Linked DNA regions of Mus musculus: region 1 is linked to region 2. The links are chromatin loops, found by intact Hi-C in ENCODE. Cell type or tissue: left cerebral cortex. All regions are shown on one strand.

Evidence for each region. Hi-C counts contacts between places; a loop is a spot of excess contacts. Peaks named below come from ENCODE experiments on the same cell type or tissue, not always from the same donor. Only the 100,000 strongest peaks of a DNase experiment are listed, where the experiment ranks them.
Region 1: it touches region 2 in a loop (2.3-fold over the local background); 9 of 42 quality-filtered maps call a loop at or near these places.

The regions. Positions count from the first base shown.
Region 1 is chr6:47,310,708-47,318,707 of GRCm38, forward strand. No RefSeq gene overlaps it. Among named protein-coding and RNA genes, the nearest start is that of Gm35280, 57 kb to the left of the region's middle. In left cerebral cortex, a CTCF peak has its summit at 3,971 (motif pointing right); DNase peaks (open chromatin) are centred at 3,971 and 4,348; H3K4me3 peaks cover 438 bases.
Region 2 is chr6:47,387,238-47,395,237 of GRCm38, forward strand. No RefSeq gene overlaps it. Among named protein-coding and RNA genes, the nearest start is that of Cul1, 63 kb to the right of the region's middle. In left cerebral cortex, a CTCF peak has its summit at 3,539; DNase peaks (open chromatin) are centred at 2,843 and 3,540; H3K27ac peaks cover 1,242 bases.

The DNA.
Region 1 (8,000 bases), 77 kb before region 2:
GCCTCTGCCTCTGCCTCCCAAGTGCTGGGATTAAAAGTGTACACCACCACTACCCGGCTGTGAAGAGTTCTTATAGGTCTGTTATGATAAGGAAGTACAGTCCTAGCCAAGCAGAAGAGATGCTAATCTGTCCCCCTCCTGCACCTTGCCTTTCCTCATGATCTGTCACCTCCTCCAACTCCTACACCAGCCAGGCTTGCTGACCTTCTGATTTAAGACACCATATCTGAAATGCTATATTTGAAACTGACAGTAGTTTCTGTCCCTGTATCTGGTTCCCCCCACCCCACCCCCCACAGAGACCTGAGTTCCTGCCAGAGAAGAGAAGTCACAGTTGAGTCAACTGTCTCCTCCCAACACAAAGGAAACAACATGATAGGTGCTCTTTAAATGTAGGATTGACTGAATGGACTTCTAGCCCCCCTTTTATGGGTGTGTGTTTAAGGTGCTAAGGATGGACTTGGGGCCTCAGGCAAGCAAGGTTAGAATTCTTCCACTGACAGAGGGAGAGGGAGAGGGAGAGGGAGAGGGAGAGGGAGAGGGAGAGGGAGAGGGAGAGGGAGAGGGAGAGGGAGAGGGAGAGGGAGAGGGAGAGGGAGAGGGAGAGGGAGAGGGAGAGGGAGAGGGAGAGAGAGAGGTGGGTAAAGGAGACAGATCATGTTAAATTATCTTAACTAGCCTAGAACTCGCTCACAAACCCAGGCTGGTCTTGTAATTAATCAATAATCTTCCTTTCAGTCTCCTGAGAAGTTGGAATTATAGCAATGTACGGCTGGGCCCAACTAACTGCCAGCCTTTACACGATATGTTTTTCCTCGAATCTAAGACAGCTGGCCAGAGAGCAGTACTTTCATCAAGAAAAGGCTATGGGAAAAAAACAAAAACAAAAAACAAACAAACAAAAAAACCCCAAGGTCCTCAAGGGTAGCAAGCCTGTGACAAGAAAGAAGTGGACAACGACAGAGATGGGGCTAACCACATCCATCAACAGAGCCATTGAGCCCCGTGAAAGGAGGGTCTGCAGAAGAAAAGGTGTCCAGCAATATCACATTTGGTTCCAAAGGGGTTACAGTGTGTGATTTCAAAACCCATTTCCAAATGCTTAGGATACGCTAGCCCCATGTCAATCAAATAGTAAGTGGACAATAAAAGCAAAATTCTTACCGATAGCCAAGATTAGCTCTGGTTAAACATGGGAACTCCAAACAGATTATCTCCAGACTAGTAGAGGGGTCTTTGTTTCTCTCGATGGATCTGGATGACCAAATGTAACAAGAATATTGGGTTTCTATCTCTAGTGTTATTATAGAGAAGGCATTTAGGGACATTGAAGGGTCCTTAAGTTTTTCAGGAGAGAAGAATTTTTCTGTAGTGTGACAGAGATTTGAAGCAGATTTTTAAAAACGAATTTTCCCCCTTTAAACTGTTGAGTCTCCACTTCATAATCCTGATGGAAAAAAAAAAGTTTCTTCCTTACATATGTATTTTCCTTAGGAACCATCCAAAGTGTTTCTTGGATTCAAATGAGGAAGCTAGAAAGCAGGCCAACGGAATCAAAAGAAACAACATAATGACTCCAAGTGTCATTGAAGTGTGGAGTGAAGAGAAATGTGCTTCTGCTAGCAAACCTAGAAGTTTCCCACAAGCTCCCCCCTTGTTTTTACATGTGGTTCTGTAGACCACAGTGTGTTCCATTTACATAGAACCCTACTGTCAGGATCAAGTTCCATAAGGATTGCACATTCCTAGCCCTAAGTGCCTGCAATGACCCAGCTTCCCCCAAATCTCACCCTCTCCAAAACAGCTCCACACATTGCTGAAGACAGTCCCATGTGTCTAAAATTATTACTGCAGAGAAGCAAATCCAATCACGCCCAAGTCAATTCTGACCCTCCTCTCAGCCTGATGCGGTACCACGGAAGGTGATACCACATCAGGCCCAACATTTAGTGCTTCTGTTCATCCCAACTGATGGGGGAACAGTAGCAGACTCAAGATGATAGGATAGCATCTTTTGAAGTCTTTGCCTGCCCCCTGGAGCCCTTGCTTCCTGTTGAATACATCTACTTTGTTCCATTAAGGCACCTTCTGGCTGCCTCCCTTTTACTGTGGCCTGAGTATTGCAGGCTTATTGATCGGCTGGAGCATTCTTTGTGAGCTCTGGGAAAGTGCCAGTGAGGACATAGCCCTTTGCCAGCTGCAACCTGAGTGCTTTCCTCCCTTCACCCCAGACTGAGGCACTGCCCTGCAGTGGCCACTCCATGCTCCCCCGTGTGCTTGTGATAGGGTCTTCAATTGATCCTTTAGGATGACGCTTACCCTATGCACAGTGTAGCATAGGGAGCTGGGCCACATCAGTCAGTTTTTCTGAGGGAATCTGTATAGCATTACCATAGGTCAGAACAAATACATCCACTGTTGCACCAACAGTTTCAAGTTGGGGCTGTCTTAGTCAGGGTTTCTATTCCTGCACAAACATCATGACCAAGAAGCAGTTGGGGGGGGAAAGGATTTATTTGGCTTACACTTCCATACTGCTGTTCATCACCAAAGGAAGTCAGGACTGGAACTCAAGCAGGTCAGGAAGCAGGAGCTGTTGCAGAGGCCATGGAGGGATGTTCTTTACTGGCTTGCCTCCCCTGGCTTTCTCAGCCTGCTCTCTTATAGAACCCAAGACTACCAGCCCAGAGATGGCCCCACCCACAAGGGGCCTTTCCCCCTTGATCACTAATTGAGAAAATGCCTTACAGCTGGATCTCATGGAGGTATTTCCTCAACTGAAGCTCCTTTCTCTGTGATAACTCCAGCTGTGTCAAGTTGACACAAAACTAGCCAATACAGGGGCCATTTTTAAAATGCAAAGAAGTGTAATCATGAGGTATTTGCTTTGTTGTGTTTTTATGATGCTCTTAACTATGGGTTAACAGTCAAAAAAAAACTTTGTTTTTTTTTTCTTAAGTTGGAAGCATAAAAATTACTCCCCCTCCCCCTTTCATGGGGAAATACAGATAATTTAGTTTCAATGTTGAAATATTTGACATCATTAAATATCACTGAAAGTAGAAAGACAAAAAGTCAAGAACTGTCACTTACATGGGTTTACATACATACAGGCAGGCAGGACATACATACATGTACAGGCAGGAGAGAAAATATATTTAATATACTCATGCGAATGAAGGAAAATGATGTGACTATACACAAACAACCGAGGAGCAGAAGACAGGAACAAAACCAGGAAGGCAGATAATGAAGCAGGAATGCAAATCTCTCGGATTCCGATCTGAGAACCGAGGATGCCACTTTTACAACGTGAGAGTTTCAGGGCCTGGAGAGATGTGTTAATGCTTAAGAGCGTGTGTTCTCACAGAAGATCTAGGATCGGTTCCTAGCGGAGGCTCACAACCATTCATAACTCCAGTTCTAGGGAGTTAACACCCTCTTCTGGCCTCTCAGGCACTGCACACAAGTAGTGCACAGACATACATACAAGAAAATAAAGCTCATACATGCGAAGTGAAGTGAATCAGGTCCAAAAGAGTGACAGCTGACACAAGTGTGTGGCAAAATGGTGAGAGCCCACTTTCCTACCTTATCTACATGATCTAAGGCACTTAAAATTGAGGGTATATAATGAGCCTGTCCGTGGTTGGAAGTACTAGACACTAGCTGTTTTGCCACTCCGTTTAGTCTTACAGTTATTTAAATGCTCTAACTGAAACTTGGACAGTCACATCATTAGAGGCAAATGACATCTAGAAATTTGTTTTTATACTGTTGTAAATTCTCCAACAACCTATGTCTGAGGGCAGATAGGAGTCCTGTTCAAGGCTTCAATTTTAATAGAGAAGATTTCCTTTATTTTTGCCATGCTGATAAATTTCAGATTTTAAACAAACAAAAAATCCATGTGAAATTCTCTTCCAACATAGAATAGGAAGGACAAAACAATTTCAGTATTGAGCCACTAGATGGCAGATTCCTACAGTCTGAGGAACGAATAGGGATCCAAAAAAACAAAAACCCAAGAACGTATTTTTTAAATGTGTTCAAAATCAAATACTTGCTCCGTATGTAATTTAGAAAGTGTCTGTGACTTAAGTCCAAAGAGGAAATGTGATAAGATTAAAAACAAACAAACAAACAAAAACCCTTTTATTTCATCTACATCTGCTAGAGTTTAATAAAAAGTGGGACCCATAGGGATTCATAGAAAAAAAGAAACAAATGTTCTCTCCATGGTTTTCGCTGAGTCTCTCCCCGGAGGAAATGTGCTTTTATAACATCTCCAGCTTGTATTGACTCTTATGCTCTAGCCACCCCAGAGTTTATCCTTGACTCAAACCTTTGCCACTCGATGGCTGCTAGTCAGCCTGGATCAGCTACAGATCAGTGCCTGCATGGAAACCTGAGTCGGGATCCTGCCTCTGCCTTTGGCCAGCTGTGTACACCTCTAACCTGTCTAAGGCCTGAGGTCTGCAAGCCTTGGTACTGGTGTGTGCGCCTATATCTGTGTCCGTGTCCGTGTCCGTGTCCGTGTCCGTGTCCGTGTCCGTGTCTGTGTCAGCAGATGCATGCCTAACAGCCTGTGTTCCAGCTGGGAAATAAAGGATAACTTACCTGCCCACAGTTCCTCACAAGCTCTTCAAGCTCCCAGCTTCCCTCGGCCCTCTTCCTCTCCCATCATGGAAGCTTGGACCTCACAGCTTGGACAAGCATCTCTCTGTAATCTGAATTTACATTTAGCATCATATCTGACTTTGATTTAGTTTGTTTTGGTTTGACTTTGGTTTATAACCTTTATCAAAACAAAGGAATTTGCTCTGAAGCCAGGGGGGTTGAGTCTGACTTTTGTTTCTGTGTTTAATCATGGGTTACTGTGGAACATTTCCAAATCTTTGGAAATAACTAGCTGTTCACATGCAGTTGTGAGATTTAATAGACTCCATCTGCCCTTCACTGTACACACTCAGCATCATCTTTAGGCGCTATAGCACATATCACAACCAGGAAATTGGCATCCGAGTCATGCAGAGTTCACCAGTTTTCCTAGCACTCCTTTGCTTGTGTATATTTAATTTCTGCAACTTTATCACATGTGTAGATCTCTGGGACCACTGCCTCAACCAGGATACAGAACATTCCAATGAATCTTTTACAGCCACTGTGACCTTCCTCTTTGCCCTTGGCCTCTGGGAATCGTGAGGATCATTAGTGTCCAAACTGTAATTTTACCTTTTCAAGGTTTTATCAATGGAAGCAACCTGGGAGGTACCATCTGGGACTGGGTGGGTCTTATTCAGAATAATCCTTTTGAGATCCATCTGAATTGTATATATCACTAGATTACTCATTTTTATTGCTAAGTAGTATTCCACACAATGTATGCATCATAGTATGTTTAGCTATACATGCAATAAGAGATTTATGTGTTGTTTGCAGTTTGGGACAAGTACAGTTAAATCTGCTTTAAAAATTCACATAAAGTTTTGTGTGTGTGTGTGTGTGTGTGTGTATGTGTGTGTGTGTGTGTGTGTGTGTGTAAAAATAAGTTTCATTTTATCTTGGGGGGAAAAAAGAGCAAGAGTGCATTACTTGTGACCATATGGTAAACACGTGTTTAGTTTTATAGGGAGTTGCCAGTGTTTTCCAGAGAAAGTATGACATTTATGTTACTTTGAGGAATGTTTGAGAGTGTCTCTTTTTCCATGTCCTCACCACCATGTTTGTCTGTTCGGTTGGTTGTTGGTTGGTTGGGGTGTCTGTTGTTACTATTTTGGCCATTATGACACGTGTATATAAACTCTCTTTCTAGTTGATATAATGCTTCAGCTGGTGATATCAAACATGTTCTCTAGGCATTTATTTGCATCTATTTCAGTGAAATATCTGTGTATACCCTTTGCCCATTTTCCTTTATTGTTATTATCTAACACAAGGTAAATGCTATGTAAAAAGCAGTATTGAGAAAGTAATAACAGACAACTGTCCATTCATGCTCAATTCAGACAGAATCCCCTTTCTACTACCACCCCCATCTCCTTACTCCTGCTTTCTGCCCCTTCCCCTTTCATCTCACATGTTCTGTTGCCTCCCAAGTGTCCCCCAACCTCCTCTTGATGCTCCAGTCTCATGCTCTTCACCCATTTTCTGATTTGTTCTCTTTTTCACAGTTGAGTGTTGAGAATGCACCCACAATGTCTAAAGTATTCATCACTTGGCCTTTAACAACAGCAAATGCCAATTCTATCTTGCAGTATTATTACAAACTTAAGGCCAGGCTTGTGCGCTGCCATCTTTGCTTCTCCCACTCAACTTGACTCTCCTATGCACGTTATGAGTAAGGCTCTTTTCTCAGAATGGTCACCATGGTCTCCTCGAACTCGGTCTCCAACAATTTCAAGATATGACTACCAGTTGCCCCTCTTCCCAGAATTCAACCCATCAGCCCTTTAAAGATAGGATCCAACTATTTTCCTGAGTGCTGCAGAGAACTCTGTGGATAAAGCAGTTGCCTAGCACGCATGAGGACTTAAGTTTGAACCACCATGTGATGGGGCAATGCAGTGTAGTGAGTGGTTCCTCCATCTTGTTTTCTTGCTGAGGCCATTTCAGGCTTAAGTAGAATCTGATCTTTTTGATGGAGAATCCCATAGAAAACAACTCAGCTCTATTCTAGGAACCAAAGGTCAGGAGCTCCTTAGCTAACTTAGCTTCTGTTAAACTTCCTGTTTCTGCAAAAACTTCCTCCAGCTAACTGCTTATCTTTGCTTCTGTTAAAACTCTGCTTTTGCCCAGCAGTGGTGGTGATAGCACATGCCTTTAATCCCAGCACTTGGGAGGCAGAGGCAGGTGGATTTCTGATTTCTGAGGCCAGCCTGGTCTACAGAGTGAGTTCCAGGACAGCCAGGGCTATACAGAGAAGCCCTGTCTTGAAAAAAAAAATTATGATGTTACCTTTTGCATTTTGTCCCATATAAGCCACGTGACATCCTTCAGTGTCACTTGATAGACGATGTGGCCAGCCCTTGATCTACTGTGGCTGTCTGAGTGCTCACTGCTAGGGCTGACCCACTGGCCACCTCCTCATGCCTGTGTTATTGTCATGATAGCATTCTTCTCATGGGTAGCACAACTCTGAACAAACTCAAATAAGTCTGATCAATCTTGACTCCTCCCCTCCTCAGGACAAAATTCATTTATAGCAATGCAGTATTTTGTCCTTCGGGGTGTGAAAATTAAACTTCAGTCTGTCAGGGTGGTTGCTATGTACCTGTAGAAAGTGATGCAAATACTTTAATACTTGCATTGTAATTTGAAAAGTTTTGAAGGAAAATATCCCAGCTGCAAGTAGGCTAATAAAATAGATGAGTTTGCTATTTTTTATTTTTGCTTATTTTTTTTTCCTCACTAAAATTCTCTTTTGAGGCTGGTTTTTGAGAATCATCCATCGACAGGTACATTTTTCCCAGTTCTTTCATATCTGGTTGTATATCTATCTGTGGTGGTTTGAATGAAAAAGGCTCCCATACATTCATAGGGAGTGGCATTATTGGAGGTGTGGAAATAAGGTTTTACAGGGGGTGGGCTTTGAGGTTTCAGAAGCTCCATCCAAGCCCAATGTCACTCTCTCTTCCTTATGCCTGTGGATCCAGATGTAGATCTCTCAGCTACCTCTCCAGCACTATGTCTGCCTGCCACCATGATGATAAAGGACTAAACCTTTGAACGTGTAAGCCAGCCCCCAACTAAATGTTTTCCTCTATAAGAGTTGCCTTGGTTATGGTTTCTCTTCACAGAAATAGAAATCCTAACAAAGACACTATCCACATGTGTGTTGTTATTGTGTGTCATCATGTGAGGTTTACGTACATTTATATTTAAGTACTTATATGTTCTATATCTTTTCTTTTGAATCATTGAATCCTTATTGTTCATGGAAGATATGCCATGAAAGTAATTTTTGAAATTGTAATGTTAACAAATAGCAATGGTAAGTA
Region 2 (8,000 bases):
CACAGGTACACACAGGCAAAAGCCAGAGAAGGCCAGAGAAGTGCAGCAGGTGTCTTTCACTATTGTTCTTCTCACAGGGTCTCTCAGTGACCCTAAAGCAGTCATTTTAACTAGTCTGTCTGTCCAGTGAGTTCCCATGAACAGCCTGTCTCCTTCCCTAAATGCTGGGCAACTTGGGAGGCAGAGGCAGGCGGATTTCTGAGTTTAAGGCCAGCCTGGTCTACAAAGTGAGTTCCAGGACAGCCAGGACTAAATAGAAAAACCCTGTCTCGAAAAACCAAAAAGAGAGAGAGAGAGAGAGAGAGAGAGAGAGAGAGAGAGAGAGAGAGAGAGAGAGAGAGAGAATAGAAAATTCTTTAGAGTAGGGAAGGGAATCTTGGCTATGATGATTAATCATCCCTGTCAACTTGAGTGAATTTGAGTCACCTAGGAGACATTACTCTGGGTGTGTCTTTGAGAGCATCCGAGAGCAGGGAATAGAGGTGGCAGCATCCCACAGACTGGGGTCCCAAACTGAATAGAAGGAAGAAGCCAGTTTGGCACCAGCATTTGTCACCCTCTGCTTCCTGACAGTAGTCACAATGTGACCAGCTGCCTCATGCTACCCTAGCTGAAGCCTCTCTCATCACCACACCTTCCCTGCCAGAGTAGACTGCATCCTCAAAGCACAATCCCCGATGAATTTTTCCTTCTTCATGTTACGTTTCTTGTATATTTTGCTCTACAATAAAAAAATAATTAACACAAAAAATTATGACAAAAAAGCAACATTAAATAAAACATTTGTGGATATGTCTTAGCTATTTTTGAGTCTGGAACGTTCCCCAAAGGCCTATGTATTGAAGACTTGGTACTATTGGGAGATGATGGAACCATTAAGAGGTGGGGTCCAGTGGCAGGATTTAGGTCTTTGGTATACCCCTAAAGGGACTTGTAGAACAACAATCTCCTCCTCCTCCTCCTCCTCCTCCTCCTCCTCCTCCTCCTCCTCCTCCTCCTCCTCCTCCTCCTCTTCCTCCTCCTCCTCTTCTTCCTCCTTCTCCTCCTCCTTCTCCTTCTTTTTAGGACGGTGTATGTGTGTGTGTACCTGCATGAATTTATATTACTACCTAAGGGCATTGCCCTAGGAGGCCTACACACACATGTGAACACACATAAACACACATGTGCACACACACACACAAATCTATAATCCAATAAAGAGCTGGCAAAGTATAAATAGAAATGACTCAAAACTCAAAAGACTCTTGGGTATGGGACCATTCACTAGAATATGACCAACCACATAGGAACTCACAGTGATTGTGATACCATGCCTAAGACCTGTGCAAACTCAAGCCAGACAAGATCACAACATGGAGGGGAGAGGTAGGCATGAAGTCTCACTCCTAGCTGAGGAGCTAATGGCCACTAATAGCTGCTGGTAGATAGATAAAAATATAGTCAAGAAAAAGCATAAAATATTCACCTTCATTTACATAAATACTAATCGAATCACGCTCAGGTTAACAAGAATAAAAGAATGACTAAGATTGTTGACAAGACCACATCAGAAAAACCTCTCAGTCACTGTTAGCAGTGAAAACTGGGAAATTTTATGAAGAGCACTTTATTAGTACCCATCAAAATTACTATACAAGGATATTTTGTCCCAGAAGTTTTAGTTCAAAAGATTTATTCCATGGATATTCATTTAATTGTGAAATAAACTAGGAATAAGTTAATTTCAATATTGTTTGTTATCAAACATTCTAAATATATTCTTTAAAATAGTAAATAATATAATAAAAATTTTTAAAGAACTACTTTGGGGCTGTAAGGATGACGCAATAAATACAGCACACACTGTGAAGCATACGCTTTTAACAATAAAAAAAAAAAAGCATATGCTTTTTTCCGGAGCCTACAAAGAATTGGATGCAGGAGTTGGGAACTGGGGCTAGATTCTGAAATCCCACCATTCCCAAGGTGAGATGGGAGGTGGAAACAAAAGGATTGCCTAAAGCTTGCAGGCCAGCTTGCCTGGCACATTCAGCAGTGAACAGCAAAAGACCCTGCCTCCCTGCCAGGGCCAGACTCTTTCAGAAAATTGACTGTCCTTCTCCCAGAAGCTGAGTTGCTAATATTTCCTTGGGTAGGTGTGGGACTTTGAACCCTCCTGTCATGTCCATGCTGGGAATTTGTTTGGCTTGAACTCACATAGGTCTGGATGCTCCCCCAACCACTGTGAGTTCATATGTAGTAGACTATGATCCAGTGGATGGTCCCCATCCCAGAGTACATGACCAGCACAAACTGGACTGGGTGGATTTAAAACAATAAAAAAAGATGATACAAAGTTAAGTGGGTGTAGAATGAGGGGTGTGGATGGATCTCGGGGAGTCGAATGAGAGGGTGAATATTTATAACCCACTGAATGAAATTCTAAAAGAATTTTAAAGCCTGTCTCAAACAAGGTGGAAGGTGAGGGCTAACACCAGAAGTTGTCCTCTGACCACTACCACAGGGATGCTCTAGCACTTGTGTGTGCATGAACACACTCACACACACACACACACACACACACACACATACCACAGTAACATGCACAAAAATTTTATTTCATTAAAGGAATGTTAGCACAAGATTTTCCTCAACAAAAATATTCAGTGTGCTATATGTTACTGTTTTCTACAGGAAGGTGTTATGTTCTTTAAAAAAAAAAAAAATTGCCTTGACAAAACCCAAAAGAAAGACTCTAGGAATGAACCCTCAAAAGTGTGAAGCTCCAGCCCTCAACGTGGGTCTGCAAAACATTTAAATTAACTCCACACAAAGCTGGGCTGGGGCTGAAACAGCCTCCCCTCATGGTTCCCATGCAGAGAGACTGGTCCTTGCTGGCATATAGAGCCAGGGCTGTATTGATAAATGGGCTCCAGGAAAATAGAGCCAGTCGGAAGAGAAATAGAATCAATGAAAGAGAAGGTTCACTCGCTCCAGGCAGGTTCTTTTGTAGTCGAGCAAATAAGAATAGAGCAAAGGGATTTTTTTCATTAAAAAAATCATATAGAACAAAATATTTACAGCTGGTGTGTTGTATTGGAGTGGCTCTAAAAAAATAAACCAAAAATATTAGAACTGACTGTGGCTAAAACGAAAAAGGCTGTTTACCTTGTAAAAGCTGGTTGTTTCAATCTTGTAAAGATGAAAAAAAGGTTTTTTTTAAAAGAAAGACAACCCATTTTTTTAAAACAGCTTTCTCTCCCTAAATAGCTTACTTTTTGGTTTGCAATGAATTTGAAAGCTTTATTTAAATGTAAATTGGGTGGATGGATGTGGCGAGGTAAATTGATATACAGAAGATTAAAGGTCACTGAGAGAAACCTCTGGCCTGTATATTCAGTGCATTTAAGAATGCTCGTTTGTCTCTTTTGCTCAGTGCTAGAGAAAGAAGTGGCTGGGAGTTGGCAAAAATAACAAAAGGGAAACTGTAAAACCGCCTGTCTGAAATCTGTTCTCTCTTCGTGGTTATTTGGGCCAGGCCAGCTTCTTCTTGCCAGCGCTTCTCACATCAGCCACCATGAGCATGAGGAATCAGCACATCTGATCCTGTGCCAGCCAGCTCATGCTGTAAGGCTGCGTGTTCTGCGACTTTGCCTGAGTTTATGGAATTACAGCACCAGTGGGGGTGGGGGTGACAATCCCATACCCTTTCATCTAATAGGTGATGAAAATAATAAAAAACAAAACAAAACCAAACCAAAAAAACCCTGATGTTTTGAAAGTCACTAAACAATCCTAAAGAGGCCTCCCTGTGTGGATGGCTAGTTTCACTTCTAAGAAATCACTGGCTATTGGCAAGCTAGAAATTACCTTTGGTTATTTTAAAAGATGGCTACTTCCCAATGATCTAGAGCCAGGATTGCTGTAGTTTATGCAAATATCTGTAGACAGTATTTTTAAAATACAGTGGAGTAACATACAGAAAGCACAGCAGTGGTCTGGGCAGCACAGTGAACAGGTACCAACCAGACTTAAGAGTACCAGCACAGCATGTTCTGTACAGGATTTTTCCAGATTGTACAGTAAAATGGTCTTCTCTTTGAACAGGAAGTTGGAAGAAGAAAACACTAAAAGCAAAGCAGATCTTAATTACTGACAGACAACCGTTCTTTTGTTTTTCTTACTTCCTGAGCAATCCATTCAATATTGGCAAAAGGAATGTTTTACAATAAAAGTTGACAAAGCATCACAGCAATGCTCATGTAGAGTTAAAATACACATTTGTAAAATACAGTACACCTGTCTACTCCCTGCCAAGATGCCAGCTTTCCCTCAGGCGAACTGCACTGGGCCAGTCTCTCTTCAGAAGAACTCGGTTCCTTCACATCCTGTCAAGCAGGGAAACAAAGCCAAAGGCAGGTTGAACTGAGGTCAGTTGCTTGAAGATGCCAAAAGCCAGGCAAAAAGTCAGAAAAGAGGATTCAATGATGGGTGGAAGTCTGAAAATGAATAGCCAGATATATCAAGTTTAAACTAGGACAAGCCCCCCAAACAGAGATTATTTAGGGGACAATCTAAGAACAAAGTAGGCAAGGAACTCCTGAATGGGCACTTTAAAGGTGCAAGTTAGCTATTCTTGGTTGTCATCTTGATGACATCTGGAATTAATGGGGCACACCTGTGAGGGATTGTTTTGCCTTCTTTGAAGTGGGTAAATATACTTCTAGCCCAGACCTCTGAGGTAGGAAGACACACTCTTGCCCAGGATCTGGAGACAGGAAGACACACCTTTAATCTGAGCCACATTTTCTGCTGGAAGATTATATAAGGACATGGGAGATGGAACATTTGCTCTTTGCCTGCTTGCTCTGGCCTTGCTAGCAAGTGCATTCCTTCACTGGCATTAGAGCCTATTTCTTTGGGAATCTAGCATGAACCAGCTGAGGGTTTTGTGGTTGAAAAACTTCTGGATTCTTGGATTTTCTGTTCACAGGCAGCCATTGCTGGGTTTACTGGATCATAGCCTTGTAAGCCTTTCATTCATATATATATATACATACATAGAGAGAGAGAGAGAGAGAGAGAGAGAGAGAGAGAGAGAGATTCATTCTATTAAGTTGTTTCTCTAGAGAACCCTGACTAATAGAGTAGCTAAGAAGCATATGAAGTAGGTGTGGCTATATCCACACAGACATTCTGCAACACTCAGGACCTCTTCTGCAACAGGTACCTATTAATTTAAAGAAATAGGAATTTGAAAATATTAGCAAAGCGACCAAGAGCAGCTAATACAAGATAGAAACCCAGTCATGCACCAATAGATACTATAACTACACTCTCCAAGAGAAAGAGCAGCAAGAAATACACTTGCTAAAGAATGCCATCACTGTTGTTTACAAGCAAATTCCATGTGATTATAACCACATAAGCTAAACAAAGTGGGTCTGTAGAGTTGGCTCGCCAGTTAAGAATATTGGCTGCTCTTAGCCGGGCATGGTGGCGCACGCCTTTAATTCCAGCACTCGGGAAGCAGAGGCAGGTGGATTTCTGAGTTCGAGGCCAGCCTGGTCTACAAAGTGAGCTCCAGGACAGCCAGGGCTATACAGAGAAACCCTGTCTCGAAAAAACAAAAAACAAACAAACAAAAAAAAAAAAAACAAAGAATATTGGCTGCTCTTGCAGAGGACCCTGGTTCAGTTTCCAGCATCCACAAGGTGACTTAAAACCATCTGCAACTCTAGTTCCAAGGAATCCAATGCCCTCTTCTGTCTTCCATAGGCACCAGGCACTCACATGGCACACATGAAGGCAAAACACCCATTCACATAAAATAAAATTTAAAAGTTACAAGAGTTAATTAAATACAGGCTATGTTCTTACAGAATTCACAAGGAAAAAGAGAAGTAATTCTGGTTCACTGTGATATGGACACCGGATAGCAAACCCATAATGTATAAAAATACAATGGTGGAAAACCTTCAAAGGAGTTGAAATCTAGGCCAAGAACCAAGGCCCTGAATATCCCCACCTGCAAAGAGTAAAAGCAATAGTATGGTTCTAAAACAATACTAAGGCACAAACGACTGATTTACCACTAGGTGCCTTCAAAACACGGCTCTAAAGAGTTCACACATATATGCTTTACATCAAAGTAGTTGGGGGAGCTTTTTAATCACTTGTGGAGGTACTGAGATTGAATCTAGACTCTCACACCACTGAGCCACATACCAAGCTTCTTTACTCTGACAAACCAGTTCCTAAGGCCTAAGCACAACATGATAATTTCAGGAACAACCTCCCCTCTGATAGCAGTCTCTGTCTTAGTGTCCTTTCATGTTGTCATGATAAAATACCCTGAGAAAAGCAAGTTAAGGTTTATTTTAGCTGACAGTTCAAGGTACAGTCCATCATGGTGAAGAAGTCACAGTAGCAGGGTCTTGACGATCTGGCCCCATGGCATGCATAGTTAGAATGACAAATGAATGCACCTGCTCAGTTCCCTCAGTGTCTCTAGGAAGCATTCTTATACACAAATCTAAGGGGTTTTACCTACCAAAGTACAGTTTTGGACCACAAAGCAGAACCAAAGGATGCACTTCATAGCAAAGATGCTGTATCAGTGGTTGCATGCCATCTTGTCAAAAAGCTGTTTCCAAGCTGGGTGTGGTGGCACACGCCTTTAATCCCAGCACTCGGGAGGCAGAGGCAGGTGAATTTCTGAATTCGAGGCCAGCCTGGTCTACAAAGTGAGTTCCAGGACAGCCAGGGCTATACAGAGAAACCCTGTCTCGAAAAAAAAACAAAAAACAAAAACAAAAAACAAACAAACAAAGCTGTTTCCTTGAGGAGCAATAGAAGTCTGTTAAGGGTGTGGCTGAGATCTCCATGGGCCTCACCATGGGGAATCATCATCTATGCAGTAAAATACTCCAAACATAAGCCATTGTATCACTGTATTCTCATTAGATGGAATTCATGGTTCTAGGGTTGAAGGGATGGAAATAGGAGTAATCTACTTGCTGTCACCTCCAGTCACACAGCAGGGAAGTGTGTGCTTCCTTCTCCACAAATATCAATGTACAGTTCCTATTTCAGAGGTGGAAGCACCTTCTAGCTAAAGACACAGCTAGAGGGTCTCCCTGAAGCTCTACGCCATAGCTGCCTCCAGTGACTCTCACTAAGAGACCAGCAGATAAGGAAAGCAGTGAACTTCATTGTAAGGGAAAACTGTCTTTAACTATCAGTAGGAAGTAAGTAGGTAGGTCTGGTGCTAAATATATGTGGCCTATGTCTGGCAGTCAGAAAACACACTAGTATACCCCAATACTCCCATGCCATTTTCTAAATGAATGGACATGGACTAAGATCAAAGTATCTAGAAGCTTGTATTTTTCAGGTGAGTGGGGAATCAAATTACTGAATTAGTGAAGCCTCACAGGTCAACAGGAATGCTAACCAAGGGGAAGAAATCCAGCATGAATAGTACAGAAGGAAGGAGACTCCCAGAAGTAACCTTAAGATCAGTTACAAATACCACCAACCCGAATCCTGCAAACTTCCTCGGAGAACTAGTTGGAGTTGAGCAGCTCAAAGAACAGACTATAGCAGATACTGTGGCATTCAGGACGAATATAGCTGCCTCCAGCTACTGAAAAGGCAGAGGGCTTCCACTCCTACTCCTCTATGGAAATTGCTGCCAGTCAGAGGAAACTACCATCTTTAAAACCTAAGAGCCTATCATTTCAATAAACTAAAAGAGCCCCCTTTCAACTATATTTCTGAATGGACTTCTCAAAATTGTCAAGGAGGTGAGGACACTAACATGAGTGGGTTTGTTGGGAGGAGTGGTTACTATACACACAGGCTTGAATGGAAACCCCACATGGGTAGTTGCTGTTAGCTTTTCCATTTTATTTTATTTTATTTTATTTTTGAGATTAAAAAATTATAGGTGTAGCTGTTTTGCTTGCGTGAATATTTTCACACCGCCACATATGTTCAGTGCCCTGAACAACTAG